Linked DNA regions of Homo sapiens: region 1 is linked to region 2. Evidence: read pairs that join two places in POLR2A ChIA-PET (ENCODE). Cell type or tissue: IMR-90. All regions are shown on one strand. Links, peaks and the distances in the headings refer to the core of each region. The heading gives the core; the rest is flanking DNA. Region 1 overlaps DMD (dystrophin). Region 2 overlaps DMD (dystrophin).

What was found. ChIA-PET counts read pairs that join two places held together with the same protein. Peaks named below come from ENCODE experiments on the same cell type or tissue, not always from the same donor. Only the 100,000 strongest peaks of a DNase experiment are listed, where the experiment ranks them.
Region 1: POLR2A ChIA-PET joins it to region 2 with 5 read pairs; 2 of 35 experiments call an interaction of 5 or more read pairs at or near these places.

What each region holds. Positions count from the first base shown.
Region 1 is chrX:31,440,672-31,451,012 of GRCh38, reverse strand. It overlaps DMD (dystrophin), which reads left to right. Exons shown (of 79, transcript NM_004006.3): 60 at 6,386-6,532. Among named protein-coding and RNA genes, the nearest start is that of FTHL17, 370 kb to the right of the region's middle. In IMR-90, for the core only: no CTCF peak of the experiment used is centred there; no DNase peak of the experiment used is centred there.
Region 2 is chrX:31,507,400-31,516,480 of GRCh38, reverse strand. It overlaps DMD (dystrophin), which reads left to right. Exons shown (of 79, transcript NM_004006.3): 56 at 9,028-9,081. Among named protein-coding and RNA genes, the nearest start is that of FTHL17, 440 kb to the right of the region's middle. In IMR-90, for the core only: no CTCF peak of the experiment used is centred there; a DNase peak (open chromatin) is centred at 7,850.

The DNA of each region.
Region 1 (10,341 bases), core at 2,883-5,382, 62 kb after region 2:
GGTGCCCCAGTCAGATTCGTTCACTGGGTTGGTGCACCCATTCCTCAGTGACTCTGAGTATTAGCTGCTAAAGCCTCATGGTTTCACCCCTTTCCAGAGAACCTCCCTCAGCCAAAAGGAAGCCACCTTGACTGGCATGTCCCACCACACCTTCTCTCTTAAAACCACCAGGGGTACAAAGGGAAAACCCCTTTGCCTCATCATGGCACCTGCTGTTGTACAATTTGTGATCTGGGAATTCCCATGGGGCCAGATTGATGCTGGTCTCCAGCCCATACCACATCCCAACTTAACTTTCTTGCCCTGTCTTCCTGCTTCTCTCACTCCCTTTTTCTTAAGAGCACTCAGACTCTGCTTCTCTTAAACCTGGCTGAAGGCAGTAGGTATCTGAAAGAAAAGCTGTACCTACATTCTGGGCATCAGAGCAGTCAGGGAACCAACCAGAATGAAAAGTCAAAAATTACAGATAATGATGGAAGTCTCTGAGCCTGATACATTTCATGAAGGGCTTGCTTACAGCTCAACTTGTGTTTCTTTTTAATTGTTTCAACAGCATTTGAGTAGCTCATTCCGCCCAGGTATTTGAGAGATTCCAGTAGGCCTCTGATCCTCTGGAAAAAGCAAGATACAGTCCTTGACTCTCTTGGCCCCATGAGGATGATATATCTGCTGAGAAATGCAGGAGCTGCAAAACATAGCTGGGCTGTACCTGCTGCCAATTCCCGGGTAATTGCATTCTGTGAGGGCTTCCCTGAACCACGAGGAAGAGCCCCGGAATAAGTACTAAACACCAGTATTTATAGGACATGATTTCTAATTGCTCATCCTTGCCTTCTCATGACTAGCTCAGCATGAAGAATGCTGGGACTTTTCTTTCCTAGCACCTCCTCTTTTTAGGCTGTTTTCCAAGAGTCTTGGTTAACAAACATTTGTTTGACAAGGATTCATGGTAGACAGCAATGCCATTAGTCCCTACTTAAGTAATATTTGTAACATAAATTTCTCTGCACGTGTATGTAGCCCAAGAATAACACTTCATTTTTGGAACCTAGTAATTTTGAATTCCTAGTAAGTGAGATAGGACGTCTATGAGTTAGCAGGTTAAGATTTTAGGAGGAATATTTAATATCCCTAAGAAGGGAAGTTTTTCAAACACTGAGTAGCACTATATATATTTATATATATATAGCCAGATTTCTATCTATCTATCTATCTATATATATATATATATATATATATATATATATATCACACCATTTATAAATAAACTCATAAGTGGCAAATCCAGTAGAGCTAATCTGAGCATCCCAGAGTCTCCCCTCTCTGTCGCTTGTTTGTGCAGCTACTCCTGCTGTGGCCTTTTATGGATTATCCTGGACTTCTACAACTGACCCCTCTACTTTCTCTCCATCTACAAGCTTCATTTTGCTTTGCTTTCCTCCTAATCCAGTTTAGATTCCACAGTATATTTTTTCAATTACATCCTGGCTAATATCGAAACTCCCTTATCCCTAAATGTGTGAGCCACAGTCATCTGACGAAACCCCAAACCTGGATCAACTGTTTTCCCCATGCTTACATGCAACACTGTTGGAGAAAATGAGAAAGTCAGGCAGATTGGTTCTGCTAAAAAATGTTGAACCTCATCCTCAAGTGGGCCCTCAACACTGTTTGCCAACCTCATTACATCTCTTAGGTCAACTCCCTCTCACAGTCTCTATTACGATTAATTCAAATGTTCCCACTTACCCTTAATTCATGTTTTCATTCAGTGACTATTCATTGCACACCAGGCACTGCACGCTATGCCAGGCACTGCAGACTATGCCAGGTCTGTTGATTCCTACTTCACAGAGGAAATAAAACCCCTCCAAGCAGAATTCCCTCAATTTACTCTTTCTAGTCTTTCCAACTGACCTTCTGTGCTTTGCAGTAGGAATGTTCTCTTAACTGTCAAGTCAAAATTCCTCCCTCAAAAATAAGATTCCCTTGTTAATAGACAATTCCTTTATTTTCTTAGAAAAGTAGTAGATGACTATAATTTTAAATGTGTATTTGAACAAATCCTTAGCTACATAAAGATAAGCAAAGATATGACAGGCAATTTAATTTTATATGAAGAAAAACTTATTATATCAGACTTACCTATCATTCTAAATCAGTACTTTTGTATCTATAATCAGACAACATTTAATGAACTGAAAATTCTGCCTGTGAGAAACTAGTCATAATAAAATTAGACTTGGTTTGCTCTTTCATGGAGAACATATTCCAGATGTTTAAGTGATTCAAAGAAAACCCACAATATAATGGCTTTCTTCAATGTTTTCTCACTTACTGCTTCCAAACTAGAAAAAAAACCTAATGCAATCCTGATATCACTTAAATAGCACCTCGTATTGCTCAGCGTTAACTGTGCTTTTTGACATTTTAGGTGTAGTGTTTAATAATTTAAACACAAATTTATGTGTGTCATATTAAAAGCTCTAATCTGTGAAATATAGCCAAACCAATGTCACATCTATTTAAATAGCAAAGTACCTGTGTTCACCCTTTACAGGGTGAAGGTCTTGTGACTCTGTGTTTAGGCGGCCATACTTCTTGTTATGTATGCTGCTGGGCACTGAGAGCCCACAGTGGTGAGCCATCCTTGGGTGGTAAAAGCTGCTACCAAAACCTAAATCAAATGCCAAAGTGAAGACTGACATGAGCATTCTCCTGCCTCCTTTTCCTTTTTATCTTTCCTACCATCTGTTATCTCCTTTCTTCCACCTTCATGCGTTGAGTGCCCTCATGATGATTTCTAGCTGACTGAAGTCCTTTAGTCTGCTCAACCCCATCTAGAGACTTCCCCAAAGTGAACCTTTGCCCCCAGTTATCTGTTTATCAACTGACCTCACACCAGTCAAAGCTTCCATTGTCAAATATTTTAACAGAAATTTAGGAATTCAGATTAAACTGAATATTTGGCATTTTTTCTTTTTTTTTTTTTTTTTTTTTTGGAGACAGAGTCTTGCTGGGTCACCCAGGCTGGAGTGAGTGCAGTGGTGCCATCTTGGCTCACTGCAACCTCCACCTCCCAGGTTCAAGCGCTTCTCATGCCTCAGCCCCCTGAGTAGCTGGTACTACAGGCATGTGCCACCACGCCCGAATAATTTTTGTATCTTTAGTAGAGACAGGGTTTCACCATGTTGGCCAGTCTGGTCTCGAACTGCTGACCTCAAGTGATCCACCCATCCACCCACCTCAGCCTCCCAAAGTGCTGGGATTACAGTCTTGAGCCACCCCACCTGGTCTGGGTTGTTTTCTTCATCTTTAGCAGTTGTCTTGTTCACAACTACTTCAACAATATTTATTTTCTTTTTCTTTTTGAAGCAACTCTCCAGAGTATTTGGCCTGGTTTTTATAGAAATAATAACTTTTTTCTTTTCTTTTTAAACTAATATTTTTATGATTTAGGAAATCTTTCTTTATTAAATTACATAATCACAACAGTTACTGGCAAAGATAGGTTTGAGAACATACACACAACTGACGGTTGTAACAAGTCAACTGATGGGAGCAGAAGGTCCACACATACTGACAGGCACCTCGAACATTTTATTGAGGCTGTGAGAGGTTCCCATCACTGCTGTTTCACAAAGAGAATGAAGACTTTGGCTAATTTGGTGAGTCTTAAGTGGAGATTAGTTCAGAGAACTTCCACTATCATTGCTTGAAAGAAGCAAAAAAAAAAAAAAAAAAAAAAAAAATCCCAAGATCTTATGGTAAAGTTTAAAGAAGAAAAGTAAATTTTAAAAAGAAAAAAAAAGAGGAAAAGGGAGAGCATTGCAATTAATTATGAGTACCAAAACTTATTTTTGAATCCCCTTCATCCTCCAAAACATTGAAGCAGGATTAATATGTGTGCTCAGGAATTTGGGAGAGAAAATGAAAATCAAAATATTCTAATAAGAGACATTTGAAAATGTACATTGTGTCACCTAAAGGGAACTGAAATCTAGCTATGGCTTAACGAGGTAGGATAATCAACTTAATGGCTTGAGAGTCTTGCTTGTAAAGAGAGATGATTAGCACAAAGGACTCACCTGTATCACTGAAAGATGCTGCCTGCTGGCTTGCCCTCTCTGCAGAGGTTCCTGTTTACAGTTTCCCCTCACATGATATTTATTTGTGGCTACTAGAAATGCACGTTATTATCCAGAAGAGAATGATTTCATTTTGTAACCGTTGTCCTTGTCCAAGTTTCCCCCATTGACATTTAAGAAATCTGTTTTCTAACCTTTCTATTATGCAAAACAAAATTAATATGGATCATTTCCTTTTAGAGATAAGTATTCATATATATGGATTTAAACCACCTTTCTCCATGGGCCCTTATTCTGATACTTTTAATCCATGTATTTATTCATAAGGAAATGGAACAATATTTACTATCCACCCCTATAAAACTTTCTGAATTTCACACTGATTCCAGTGACATTCCACTAACACGAAGTTGAATACAGATGAATACATCACATATGATTTTTTTTTTGCATGTGTATGGTCAGAAGGGGCTCTCTTTTGTTTGTTTTTATTAATATATAATTCACATACTTTAAAATTCACTCTTTCAAAGTGTACAATTCAGTGGTGTTTAGTATATTCACAAGATTGTGCCACCATCACCATTGTTTAATACCAGAACATTTTCGTTATCGTCCAAAAGAAACCCCCTGATTGCTTAACGTAATGTTTTTAATGACCACTTTTTAAAACTTTAAGTTCAACAGAGTGATTATCACAATGTTTTGTATTATCTAAGAACTACACAACAGTGTTATGCTCTATACAGCACCACGGTTTACTGATGAAGTATTCAGGTTGATTTGAGAGGATAATGTCGTTCTTATTTTGAATGTTCATACTGGCTCCTTTTATTTGGAGTGGGAGGAAATGCAAGGCTTATAAATGAGGTCAGTGTAACCAATGGTTTTATCAACATAGTGAACCAGACAGAGAAATAACACCTGCCCAGATCAAGCAAGTCAAAACAACACGTATAGTCAAGTGGTGCTGTCCTTGTACACAGACATTACATTACACAAACTGTTCTCCTAAGTGAGGGAATTTGTCCCTTAGAAATTGCTTATTGGAACATTTGGACATCATGCATCATGTTAAAGATCCATAAATGCCATCTCGATAGGGTAGATATGAGGCGTGGTAATATCCTCCCCATATCTGCATAGGGTTCTTCTGCTCAACGGATTGCTATGATGTATTGCATCAGAGACTCCTGCTCTAGTGCTTCAAAGACAGCTGAGAAGCCCCACGGGAGCCTTCTGAAGTCATTGCTACAAGGGCTAAAATACCAGGAGATCAGGAAGTCATTCTGAGGACTTGACAAAATACCCTACTCCCTAAATGAAACTGTTATGATGTGGTTGGTGCAAAGTATGCATGCAATATTTTATGACTGAATATATCTTTCTATTGTAAAAAATAAGGATCCATTTCTGGTTGTGACATGAGTAGAATTTAGAATCCAGCAGCAATATATTTTTCTTGTTACTTTGCCAATCCAGAATTTCTTAGGGGAAGCATATAACATAATAGTTAAGAATATATATTCTAGAGGCAGGCAAACCTGCATATAGGTATCCCAGGTTCCTCAATTTTTACCCATGAGAGCTTGGCAAGGTTTGTTTGTTTTGAAAACAAACCTCTGCAAGTTTGTTTTCTCATGTATAAAATTAGAATTCTCCAACTACTGGCCTCATAGGATTGTTGGGTAGAAATAAAATCAGTTTATGTATGAATAGAGCTCATCATGGCATTAGGCACCTAGGAAGTGCTCAACAAATAGTAGTTATCATTATTCCCCCATTAACAAATATCCATTGTTATAATACTACCACAAGAGACTGTCTTAGTCTGTTCCAGCTGCTATAATAGAAATGCCATAAATTGGATAGCTTGTGAAACAACAAAAACTTATTTCTCACTGTTCTGGAGGTTGAGAAGTCCAAGATCAAAATACCAGCAGATTTGGTGTCTGGGGAAGGCCCATTCCTCATACAAAGCACCTTCTCACTGCACCCTCACATGCTGAAAGGAGCTAGCTAGCTCTCTGAGGTCTCTTTTATAAGGGCGCTAATCCCAAAAATCACCTCCCTAAAGGCCCCATCTCCTAATACCATTGCCTTAGGTGTTTTGATTTCGTTTCCTTTTTATTTTTTAGGATTTCAACATAGGAATTTGAGGGGGGACACAAACATTCAAACCGTAGCATAGAGCAAACATTACTGGCACTGCACCCTAAAGAGAATAAGCCCAGGTATCAGTTCTTCTTGTTTTAAATATTCTCATCTTCCAATTTGCTTTTGACTATTGCACACAGGCACTTCGAGGAGAAATTGCGCCTCTGAAAGAGAACGTGAGCCACGTCAATGACCTTGCTCGCCAGCTTACCACTTTGGGCATTCAGCTCTCACCGTATAACCTCAGCACTCTGGAAGACCTGAACACCAGATGGAAGCTTCTGCAGGTAAGCACATTGTAAACATTGTTGTCCTTTGTTACAGTAAAATAATATACAGATAAAATTTGTAAAGAACAATGAAAGTACTTTTTTCATGTAATGTTCATGGTAATATTTGTGAGGATAGGATATTTTATATTAGTTTATAATTCCCATCTAAACATTTTCAAATTATTAATATTAATTTTGGAAGCAACTAAGACTTAGTATATGTCTTAGTCTGTTTAGTGTTGCTATAAAAGAATACTTGGGGCTGGGTAATTCATAAAGAACAGGTGTTTATTTGGCTCAGTTCTGCAGGCTGTACAAGAAGCATCTGCTTCTGGCGAGGGCGTCAGGCTGCTTCCACTCATGGCAGAAGGCAAAGGGGAGCTGGTGTACAAAGATCACACGGCAAGAGAGGAGGAGAAAAAGAGGGAGGGGAGGTGCCAGTTCTCATGAAAACTGCTAGAGCAAAACCTCGCTCACTACCGTGAGAATGGCACCAAACCATTCATGAGGGATTCACTCCTACAACCCAGACACCTTCCACTAGGCCTCACCACCAACACGGGGGATCAGATTTCAACACGCGAGTTAGAGGGAACATCCAAACTCTGTGTAGCAGTATTCTTACGATAAACAGAAAATAATGCTGAATCATGATGGAAGATGTGAATTGCCACCATGCAGTTCCTTTGTACTCTTACTGCTTGGATTCTCAAAAACATCTTTCCCTTTAGAATCCTAATTTAAACAAGAGTCAATAGTAAGATGTGTCCAAAAGTCATTTAAAGAAAGAGCATCCTATCACAAACTTACATGTGGAAGTTTTTCGTAGGTTTGCGTAATAAATACAGGCAATGTAAGTGTGCTGCTCAAGGTCACACTTACTAGCCATGGGACCTGGAGCAAATTACTTAACCTTTCTGAGCCTCAGTCTTTCATCAAAAAAAAAAAAATGCGATAATAAAATTCTCTGCAATATCAGTTTATTATTAGGATGAATAAGTCAAAATAAATGGAAAGTGCTCGGGAGCGAACATGCCAAATGATAAACACTCTACAAATTCTAGCTCTTGATGTTGTTATTATTATTATTATTACAGTACACAGGTTTTGGAATCCAACATATTAGCTGAGTGACCTTGAGGCCACTTAATCTCTGTGGTTGTCCATTTACTCATCTCTAACATGGTTACTGTAACATCGAATGAGTTAATTCATGCAGAGTAATGGTTGTAGTGGTGGAAGAGGTGCGTCTACCTTCTCAGTGTGAAGGACACCATGTTATACCCCAAAACCCTAAAATTAGTTTAACCGTAGAATTAGAGAATCATTTTCTCTCCTTTCCAATTTTCTCCTTTCCAACAGGATGCAGAAGGTATGCCTCTGAGGAAACTGGGTTTAAAACTATTTGGTTTTAACTTTTTAATAAGAAAAATATAATAAACCAAATCACTTTCCTATTGTCAGTCCATTTAGGGGTGTGATTGAGAGGCCTGTTAAAGAATTGCTAGATCTTTAATAAAGATAAGTTGCAAATCCCAGACCTCTTGAGATCTCACATAATTTAATTCTTGTTGTGATGGATAGTCCTGAAAGATTTGTATTCTAGATTGTTATAAGTGGCATCGACTAAAGCAAGGCGATATAGCTAAGTGATTATATGCCTTTCTCTGTTTGCTCCATAGTAGTTGAGTACTATTAAAATTTTATCTGTTCCATCCTTAGTATGTTTTTCATCTTAAGTATAAATAAGGAAAGTAATAAATGTCCAAAGAAAACCAATGGCCACATTAGTCCCATATAAGTGTTCTAGAAGTATATTTTATAATTTCTTTTAGAGAGCAGAATGCCACGTTTGCTTTCAGAACGTGGTAAAAGATTTGTGACAGTGGCAGGTAGATTTCCAAATGAGGTCAAAGGATTATGACTAGTAAGAAAAGTTTTTTTTTTTTTAATCAATGCTAAGTGATCCATTCTAGTTGCACTATTTATTTGCATTTAAGGTATCAAAAACAGTAAATAGCTTACTATGTAGCCATTCTTTACAATGAGTAAAAACTTGGTTATAAGTACAGGAAAACACATGTAAGGAGATAGTATGATATAGCGAAAAGAGCATTGGATTGACTATTAGGAGGTCTAACTTCAAACTTAAGCTCAGCCATTATTTGACCGTGTTATTGTGAGAAAGCCATTTAACCTCTCTCAGCTTTAATTCTCCTCATTTTTAAAATGCAGAAATCTATTTTGTCTAAGGTCACATACAGTTCAATCTTATGATTCTGTCTCTAGATATCTGGGGGAGATACACATTTGACAGAATTTAGTTTAAAACCAATGAAGTTCCTTTCTTTATTCATAATACAAATGTGGTTTGTTGAAATTATATTTCTCCTTGTATAACTCTAACTTTTAATCTCTTCTTCCCTAAACCCACATATACACAGCCTTCTCCTATTAAACAGTTCAGTTTGTGGTGTCTGCTCTATATTGTAGCAAATTTCATGTTTCTATTTTTGAACATGACCTTAAAGATATGCTTAAAAAGTGTTTTTAGCAGAAAGCTGATAAATCCAAGGTTTTGGTTTGCATATAACCGAGTCAAGTTAGTTCCATTCTTTTCTTTGATAGTAATTCTGCTACATTATAAATGTGAGGCCTTGTTCAGAAAGAGAAGAAAGCAAGAAATGAGGTTCACATCAAGCAATTTTTTTCCCATTACTGGAAAAGCAATTCATACATCCTGTTGAGAATATTTTATATTTAGAACAATGTATGTGAGGCTAACGCATTATCCAAGTTCTATGGCGGGAAGCTTGAGCCCACCACCATTATGACATCATATTTTTTTAAATAGTAAATGTCAAAAAAGACATATTTCTATGAAAATAAAGAATTTAGTCACAATGCTATGTCAATCTTTAAATCGTGATAAAAACCAAGTACAAGTTCATCTTTGCCTCTGTCCACTAAGACAAAGAACAATCAAAAAGTAAAGAACTCTCTGGGCATGGTGGCTCACGCCTGTAATCCCAGCACTTTGGGAGGCCGAGGCAGGCGGATCACTTGAGGTCAGGAGTTTGACACCAGCCTGACCAGCATGGTGAAACCTCATCTCTACTAAAAATACAAAACTTACCTGGGTGTGGTGGTGCGTGCCTGTAATCCTAGCTACTCTGGAGGCTGAGGCAGGAGAATTGCTTGAAACCAGGAGGCAGAGGTTGCAGTGAGCTGAGATCGTGCCACTGCACTCCAGCCTGGGCGACAGAGCCAGACTCGGTCTCAAAAATAAAATAAAATAAAATAAAAATAGAGAACTGGAGTAGTAGAAAGGCAGATGTAAACCTGAGAAAAGAAGAAGAGTCTTAAATTTGGGCAAAATAGTATAATAGAAAGATTAGAGTTACATACTATCAGGCCGTGTCTACTTGATATCAGAATATCCTGGGTTCTTTGCATTATCCATTCATTTAATTTTCAAGGAAAGCCATGCTAGTTTTTTAGCTGTCTGTAATATCAGTCAAAATGGTGAAACCAGTTAAGGGATGTGAGCACCAACAATACAGTCAAACCCAGTCACAATTTACCTATGTATAGAATCATAATGTATAGAGAATTCCAAACTGACTTTGAATCTTCTAATAGAAATGTAAGAGACATTGGTTTGCCTGTTTGAAATTTTCTGTGGGAATGAAGTCCTATTTTCTTCCTCAAAGTAGACACATTGGTATGCATGTTACTATTTGACCATTTGACTTTTTGTGGTGTAGGAAACCATCACTCCTTGCAGTTAGAAAAAGTCCTCATGTGCATTCTCTCATCTAAGA
Region 2 (9,081 bases), core at 6,582-9,081:
CATATAGAATAAGAAGGGAAAAAACAGTCACACCCTCTTGTGAGTCTGTATCCAACTGCATTTTCTGATCTGGTTAGGAACCTCCGGTGGTTAGATTAGAATCCTGATAAGGCCAAGACTGTGGGTCCAATTTCTTCCTATGGATTCTTCTCGAAAAACTTGTTAGGAAAGATCCACTTCGGGTTTTTTTTTTTTTTTTTTTGCGCTTGTTTTAATTCCCAATCCATAATAGACTGATACTTTTGTAACATGCAATAAAAATGAATTATTTTAAAAATTACAAATACCAGACATACAAAATTTAAGCCGATGCTTTTTATTTTTAGATTGCTGTACACGTTTCTAAAGATTTGCTTTCAATTTCTGTTCTTATGTCTTCATAATAGAATATCTGTTTCTGTGTGTGTATACGTATGAGTGTATGCAAGTGTGCTCCAAAAGCTCTACTATTTAGAGCTCATGTTTAATGAGTCATGTTGGATAACCAGTCTAAGGGAGTTCTACTTTCATATAATTGTTTTTGTTTTATTTTTATTTAAATCATTAACACCTTTTCAAAACAACTGTATCAAATAACAGTCATTTGGTCATTTGAAGCATTTACATACACTGCTTTCTTCTTAAACAGATTTTACTGAATGTAAATCTGCTTTCCCTGGCTAATTCAGCATCATCATCCTGAGCATTAACTATTTTGCTTCGCTATAAAACGAGGTGATGCCTTCAAGGGCTACTGATGCATGGAGAGCTGTTAGTTTCCACACTGTGTGACCCTGGTCAATTATGCATGCCCATGGCTCCTTTTACACCTTTCTGATTCTCTGTAAGGTGTCACTTCTTCCTACTCTCAATTTAGCCACTTAGGATAATTTCTTTACTATTTTGAATTGTATGTTCCTGACCTTCTAAGTTCTTAGAAATCAGACCACTTTTTTTCCCATCAAGCTAATTTAAATTAGATAAAAATTATCAGTAAGGAGGAACTAATGGCCTTATAATTATTCATATACTAACTGCTTTCAGAAAAGCTTAGAGATAATCTGTCTATAATAAAATTCTTAAGGAGATTTGGTCACTTATTGTTATTCTTTCTACACCATTGTGTTTGTTTCCTTACTTCTCAGCTATATTAAAATGGGGAAGTTTTCATTTGCTGAGTCCTATTTTAGAGACCAATAATTCCATTTACATAGGAAAGGAAATATGTGGATACGATTATTCATGATGTTCTAGAATAGTATCACAACCATCTGCTTAATGGTTAATAAAATGGTTAATAATAAAAAGAAGGGTACAGCACTAATTCTTGACATCTCCCTTCTTTATTTTTCTTCTAGTAAAACATCCATAACTTTTCCTATTCTTCCCCAGTTGTATTATTACTTATGAACACCATGGATCATTCTACTTTTTGAATGAAATAGTACAAATTTAATATTCGATAATCTTGTCTTTGTACTTTTCTTTCTAAACTTTTATTCTCGGTGGCTTCCTAAAGGAAGACTTTATTCTACTTGGTTTAAGCAGTTGGTCTGCATTCTACCTATTTCTCTCAACTCTCATTGTCCATTCCAATCAGGTTGTGCAATTCATTGTCCCTGCTCATAAACCAAATTCATTTCACCTTTACTCCATTCCCATGCTATTCTTTTTACCTGGAATATTTTCTTTTGTTCCAATTTCCCAATCGTATACATCCCTCAAGGCTCAAGCCAAGTCCTGTAACTTCATGAAATCTATTTCTAACATCTGATTTCCACATGGATTATCTTGTAATAGTAAGCCCTGCATTTGCTATTATTTATTAAAGATCTCTTGTGTTCTAGACGCTATTCAAAGTATTTTACAAAAATTCCATGTAATATTCAAAAAATTCAGCAGGTATGTATTATTATTTCATGTTTAGTGAAACCAAAGTAATGAAAGAGTTTTCATCATTATGTGGCTAATAAGGGAAAGAGAAGAGAAGGGTCAAACCTATGTCTATTTAACTGCACTTTGCCATGAGTTTTCTCTGGAAGCTGAGAAAGGAGATTCACAACAAGAGTAGATGAGACTCAGATAAGAAGGAAGTGTGGAATTTGAAAAAGCCCTTCAGAAAACAGGATCTCCCCTACTCCTAAAACTGCTATACTGTGAACATATTGCTTGTCTCATAACTGAACTTTTTTGGTACTCTCAGCTGAAATTTGCTCTATAATTGTACAGAACTTTAGGCCAAATGTTTCTTTTATGGGGACACACATTATTTGTTTCGTTTGCACCCATTTTCTCAATTACTTTGTGTTTTCTCTTGTTGTATTGGATGCATCTCTATCCACTGCTACAAATCTGTTTAATAGTCTTTATATTAATAAGACCATGAAATTGCTCTTTGTGTGCTGACATAGTTATCCTTTATTTTCTAATGGCAGTGCTAGATTTGCTAAAATTTAGGTAGTAGCATTATTAATAGGAAAAACTACCACCAACAACTAAACTTGAAAGGTAATATAGCCTAGTGGCTAAGAGCACAATCCCTGAAGTCTGACTGACGAGGTTCTAAATCTTGCTGCATTTATTAGCTGTGTGAACCTGGGCATTTTTAGTTAACCTTACAGTAGTTTCATTATCTTATATGGAAAATGAAGATAATAGTAGCCCCTACCCTAGAGGGTTGTTGAGAGGAGAAAATGAGCTCATGTATATACAGTGCTTTGGACAGCACCTGATGTACAGTAAGGTTCATGTATGTTGTTGTTCTTGCTGCTGCTGCTGCTGCTATGGTTTTTGTTATGTAACAACTACCTTTTCCCCTTTGTTCATTCGTTATTGCTTTTCCTAAAGACTACAATCACAAAAAAGAAGAAAAAAATTAGAGAGCATACAGTGAATGCAGTAATGAAGGCTTGAATGATCTTTTCTAGTTAAGTCAGAAGTGAAATAAAACTATCCAAAAATTTCTATGAAAATTATCCTTTGTCCAGATTGGCTACCCACTGAGAACTCCACTTGATTCTCCATATCAATCTTTTGCTCTTTTGTGCTACCTGAGTCTGAGGTGTAGTCTTTAAATGATGAGTTTATTGGCACAAGACAGGGATGCCCTCTCTCACCACTCCTATTCAACATAGTGTTGGAAGTTCTGGCCAGGGCAATCAGGCAGGAGAAGGAAATAAAGGGTATTCAATTAGGAAAAGAGGAAGTCAAATTGTCCCTGTTTGCAGACGACATGATTGTATATCTAGAAAACCCCATCGTCTCAGCCCAAAATCTCCTTAAGCTGATAAGCAACTTCAGCAAAGTCTCAGGATACAAAATCAATGTACAAAAATCACAAGCATTCTTATACACCAACAACAGACAAACAGAGAGCCAAATCATGAGTGAACTCCCATTCACAATTGCTTCAAAGAGAATAAAATACCTAGGAATGCAACTTACAAGGGATGTGAAGGACCTCTTCAAGGAGAACTACAAACCACTGCTCAAGGAAATAAAAGAGGACACAAACAAATGGAAGAACATTCCATGCTCATGGGTAGGAAGAATCAATATTGTGAAAATGGCCATACTGCCCAAGGTGATTTACAGATTCAATGCCATCCCCATCAAGCTACCAATGCCTTTCTTCACAGAATTGGAAAAAACTACTTTAAAGTTCATATGGAACCAAAAAAGAGCCCACATCGCCAAGTCAATCCTGAGCCAAAAGAACAAAGCTGGAGGCATCACACTAGCTGACTTCAAACTATACTACAAGGCTACAGTAACCAAAACAACATGGTACTGGTACCAAAACAGAGATATAGATCAGTGGAACAGAACAGAGCCCTCAGAAATAATGCCGCATATCTACAACTATCTGATCTTTAACAAACCTGAGAAAAACAAGCAATGGGGAAAGGATTCCCTATTTAATAAATGGTGCTGGGAAAACTGGCTAGCCATATGTAGAAAGCTGAAACTGGATCCCTTCCTTACACCTTATACAAAAATCAATTCAAGATGGATTAAAGACTTAAACGTTAGACCTAAAACCATAAAAACCCTAGAAGAAAACCTAGGCATTACCATTCAGGACATAGGCATGGGCAAGGACTTCATGTCTAAAACACCAAAAGCAATGGCAACAAAAGCCAGAATTGACAAATGGGATCTAATTAAACTAAAGAGCTTCTGCACAGCAAAAGAAACTACCATCAGAGTGAACAGGCAACCTACAACATGGGAGAAAATTTTCGCAACCTACTCATCTGACAAAGGGCTAATATCCAGAATCTACAATGAACTCAAACAAATGTACAAGAAAAAAACAAACAACCCCATCAAAAAGTGGGTGAAGGACATGAACAGACACTTCTCAAAAGAAGACATTTATGCAGCCAAAAGACACATGAAAAAATGCTCACCATCACTGGCCATCAGAGAAATGCAAATCAAAACCACAATGAGATACCATCTCACACCAGTTAGAATGGCAATCATTTAAAAGTCAGGAAACAACAGGTGCTGGAGAGGATGTGGAGAAATAGGAACACTTCTACACTGTTGGTGGGACTGTAAACTAGTTCAACCATTGTGGAAGTCAGTGTGGCGATTCCTCAGGGATCTAGAACTAGAAATACCATTTGACCCAGCCATCCCATTACTGGGTATATACCCAAAGGACTATAAATCATGCTGCTATAAAGACACATGCACACGTATGTTTATTGCGGCACTATTCACAATAGCAAAGACTTGGAACCAACCCAAATGTCCAACAGTGATAGACTGGATTAAGAAAATGTGGCACATATACACCATGGAATACTATGCAGCCATAAAAAAAGGATGAGTTCACATCCTTTGTAGGGACATGGATGAAATTGGAAATCATTATTCTCAGTAAACTATCACAAGAACAGAACACCAAACACCGCATATTCTCACTCATAGGTGGGAATTGAACAATGAGAACACATGGACACAGGAAGGGGAACATCACACTCTGGGGACTGTTGTGGGGTGGGGGGAGGGGGGAGGGATAGCATTGGGAGATATACCTAATGCTAGATGATGAGTTAGTGGGTGCAGCGCACCAGCATGGCACATGTATACATATGTAACTAACCTGCACGTTGTGCACATGTACCCTAAAATTTAAAGTATAATAATAATAATAAATAAATAAATAAATAAATAAAAAATGATGAGTTTAGACAAATATCATTATGGTAGTATTATATTATGTTATGTTATATTATATTATATTATATTATGTATAATGTATATTCCTTGCAGCCTGCCCTGCATTCCCAATCTATGACTCATGCTGCCTTATTGATACTGAAAAATCTCCACTACAGCATGCCAGCTTTTGAAAGAGAGCCTTGGGTTCTTTCCCAATACTTACCTTCCTTTTAGGGCAACCTATCTGAGTCCTGTAGCTTGAAAGATTTCCTACCAGCCTGCCATCCCAAAGGAACATGGATGAACTATGTTTATGCTGATGTGTCAAGTCATTTCTTGGTATGGTTCATAGTAGTCCACATGGCTCTTGTAGACAAAGAGATGAATTACTGATGGCAGAATTTCTGTTCTGGCAACAGGGAAATTTGCAGAAAGGAGACCTTTTCAGTGTGAACATTTTTTGCTCACAGGTGGTCCAGGATGCCCAATGCTAAATGAGAAGTGAAAAGAGCAATCAGGGCCAGGTGTGGTGGCTCACGCCTGTAATCCAAGCACTTTGGGAGGCCAAGGTGGGCGGATCACGAGGTCAGGAGATCGAGACCATCCTGGCTAACATGGTGAAACCCTGTTTCTACTAAAAATACAAAAAAAATTAGCCAGGCGTGGTGGCGGGCGCCTATAGTCCCAGCTACTTGGGAGGCTGAGGCAGGAGAATGGCGTGAACCTGGGAGGCGGAGCTTGCAGTGAGCCAAGATCGCGCCACTGTGCTCCAGCCTGGGTGACAGAGCGAGACTCTGTCTCAAAAAAAAAAAAAAAAAAAGAGCAGTCAGAATTCAATTTTTCATTCAGAACAAATCAATCCACGTGGGTAAACATTTTATCAAACTCAAGAATGCTGTCTTTCAGGGTGCTTTTCCCTCAACAGTCACTTATTTCCTCTTGCAAGTAGTATCTTCGTTCAGGTTCAGTGACTACTGTGTATTATATCCAATGCTTCTGGCAAGTGGGTTGGTGGAGGCAGCCCAAGATCTTCTAGAATCAAGAGAATTGGATCCATTTCCCAGTTCTAACACTTATCAGCTATATGGCTTTTAGGCAAGTCAGTTAAACATCCGAGTCTCAGTGCTCTCATCTGCAAAACAGAAAATGTGATGTACTTCACAGAGCCAGGGGGAGGAATAACTAAGGTGGTACATTTGTACGTGCTTTGTAACCTGTAAAGCCCTTTACTGTACACGTGTCATTTACAGCTCTGTATCACCATCATGACCTAGAAAAGCAGTACTGACAGAAGACTTATCTTCTTGCCAATGCTAAGATAACTTTAGCCATTTCTGCATTTCTAAAGGAAGGAGTCTTTATCCCAGTATCTATGAAGACTTGGCAGGAATTGCCGTCAATATTTAGTTGGTAATATAAACGAATTAAACAAAAATGCACACTAGGTTTTAGGAAAATTAAAGACAGAACTATCATTTGTACTCCTCTTACATTTCCCAAAGTGCTAAAACTAGACAATAAATCAGTCCTCAATAAATGCTTGTTTATCAATTTTATATTCATTTATTTGTTGATAATACAACAAAGATGTTTATATGCAGTATAATATATATGGCAAAGATGAAAAGTAGCAAATTCATGAATCAACATCCTATTTATGCTTGAGAAGACAAAGAAAGTGTTGGTGACTTCATGGTATACATAACCTTAAGGAGCTCGTGATTGAGCCTGGGTCTCTGCTATCAATGTAGGATATAAATTTCAAATGTACTATCCTTTATATGTATGTTAATGTAGTAAACATAGAAAACTGATGCTACTAGTGAGAATACTTTTACTTGAACAACTAAAAGTTTGTCTTTAATCCCCTAAGTGCATACACAAAAGGAAAGTACTGTACAAATCAAGTACAACAGAAGAAGTAAAGTAAAAGACAAGTGAAGGAATTATCTGGAACTTAGATCTGGTTGGCTTTTTCTCCTGAAGTACTTAGATAAATTAACTCACTTTTCTCTTTTGCTGAAGAAGTGCAAATTAGGCAGGCATGTTATTCCACGTAGGCAAAAGGAAAAAAGAAAGAAAAACATAAAATGGCTATATATTTGACCAAACTTCGTTCTGCAAGAATCCCAATACTAACCTTCTACCATATAAACTACTTTCAAAATCAGGCTATATCCTTCCAGTACAAACCTGGTTTGTACTACTCAGAGATACTACTCAGAAATACTTTCAGTATTTCCCTTCTTTCAACTTCTGATGTGATTCTATCCATATTCCCCTGCCTGTCTCCCAGTCAAAGAGAATGGGACACAACTCTCTTTAGAGTCCATCAGTGATGCTTTAGCTGCCAAAAATAGTGACAATAGACATTCATTGTCTGTCTACCTTACTTGTTCAACATTCAGAATTCTGCATCTTAAGAGGCTGTGGCTGAAAACTTGAGCCAGTTCTTCAGAATTTCTAACATGTTATTTCTGCCACTTTTTCTCCCTTACTTTAGCAGAGTAATTTAATTCAATTTGAGAGAGAGAGAGAAAAAAAAAACTTTTCTAGTTACACAGATCAATCCAATTGTTTGGAGCTTCAGAATGAATTTTTAAACTTGTTGAACAGAAGCATACAAATCTCTAAGAGCAAGTCAGATAATATACAAAGCCTCCATTCATTGTGTAGGCAGAAAGGAATGCTGGTACCCGGCAGCTCTCTGAGGAATGTTCCCTTGGCTTTGACTATTCTGCTGGGAACAAGGAAGGAAACACATATATAAAATGAATTTATAATGTCTCTGGCTTGTAATGGCAGAATGATAAGAAAAGTTGGCTGTTTAATATAAACTGTCAGTTGCATATTCCAGGCCTCCTCTCTTTGAGGTTCCTCCCACATCCACACGCCTGGCTACTGTTTAGTGCGGAGTACAAAGTGGCCGTTTATTATTATTGACTGGTGAGGCCTGTGCTCCAAAATTCATTCTGTCAACAGAATGTAAGCAAAGTTGGCATTTTAAAGCAGGGCTCTTTCAGTTTCTGGGTTTTCTCAGGATTGCTATGCAACAGGATCAGTGCTGTAGTGCCCGGTTCAAGCTGAAAATGTTACACAGGAAGACATACCATGTAAAGGTCAGATTCTTCTACTATAATAATTTTCTTGATCTGTGTGTATACAAGTGAAGTTGAATGCATAACCTCTTATCATAACTCTTACCAAGGTCCTATGTACTTTCCACCTGTCAAGCCTAAAAATGTGTATTAAATGGGAAATCAAAACTAATAAATGTATGATGCTGTACTATATGTATGATGCTATAATACCAAGGTGAACTTAATTTGTGTTGTCAAGAAGATTTTCTCTCCCATGACAGACTCCCAGGAATGTGCTGGTGCTGTGGGCCAAGTGCAATCTTGTTTATTAGTCTCTCCACGCTTTTATGGTCAGAGTTAACTCTACAGATTACTACGTAAATAGAAAATATGACTTGATCCATATAGTAATGAAATTATTGGCACTGGGGTACACTTTATCATAGAATTTTATTGCCTATCACTTCCATAAAATAATACATTTTGTCCATAGACTAGAAGATATAACTTGTGAACTTTATAAAGTTATAAATACATTACTTTCCAACTCATAATGGCAAGGAATAAATCTATTACAACTAATAAGATGCCCATTTTAAATCTACATAATAACAGGAGAAGGCAATACGCCAAGAAAAGGGATTTGAGATGTATCTTCTTGTTAGTTTAGCCTGATTGAAATGTCTTTTGAACTAATAATTATTTATATTTTGCAATTCTCCAAATTCACATTCATCGCTTGTTTCTTTTGTTTGGTAATTCTGCACATATTCTTCTTCCTGCTGTCCTGTAGGACCTCCAAGGTGAAATTGAAGCTCACACAGATGTTTATCACAACCTGGATGAA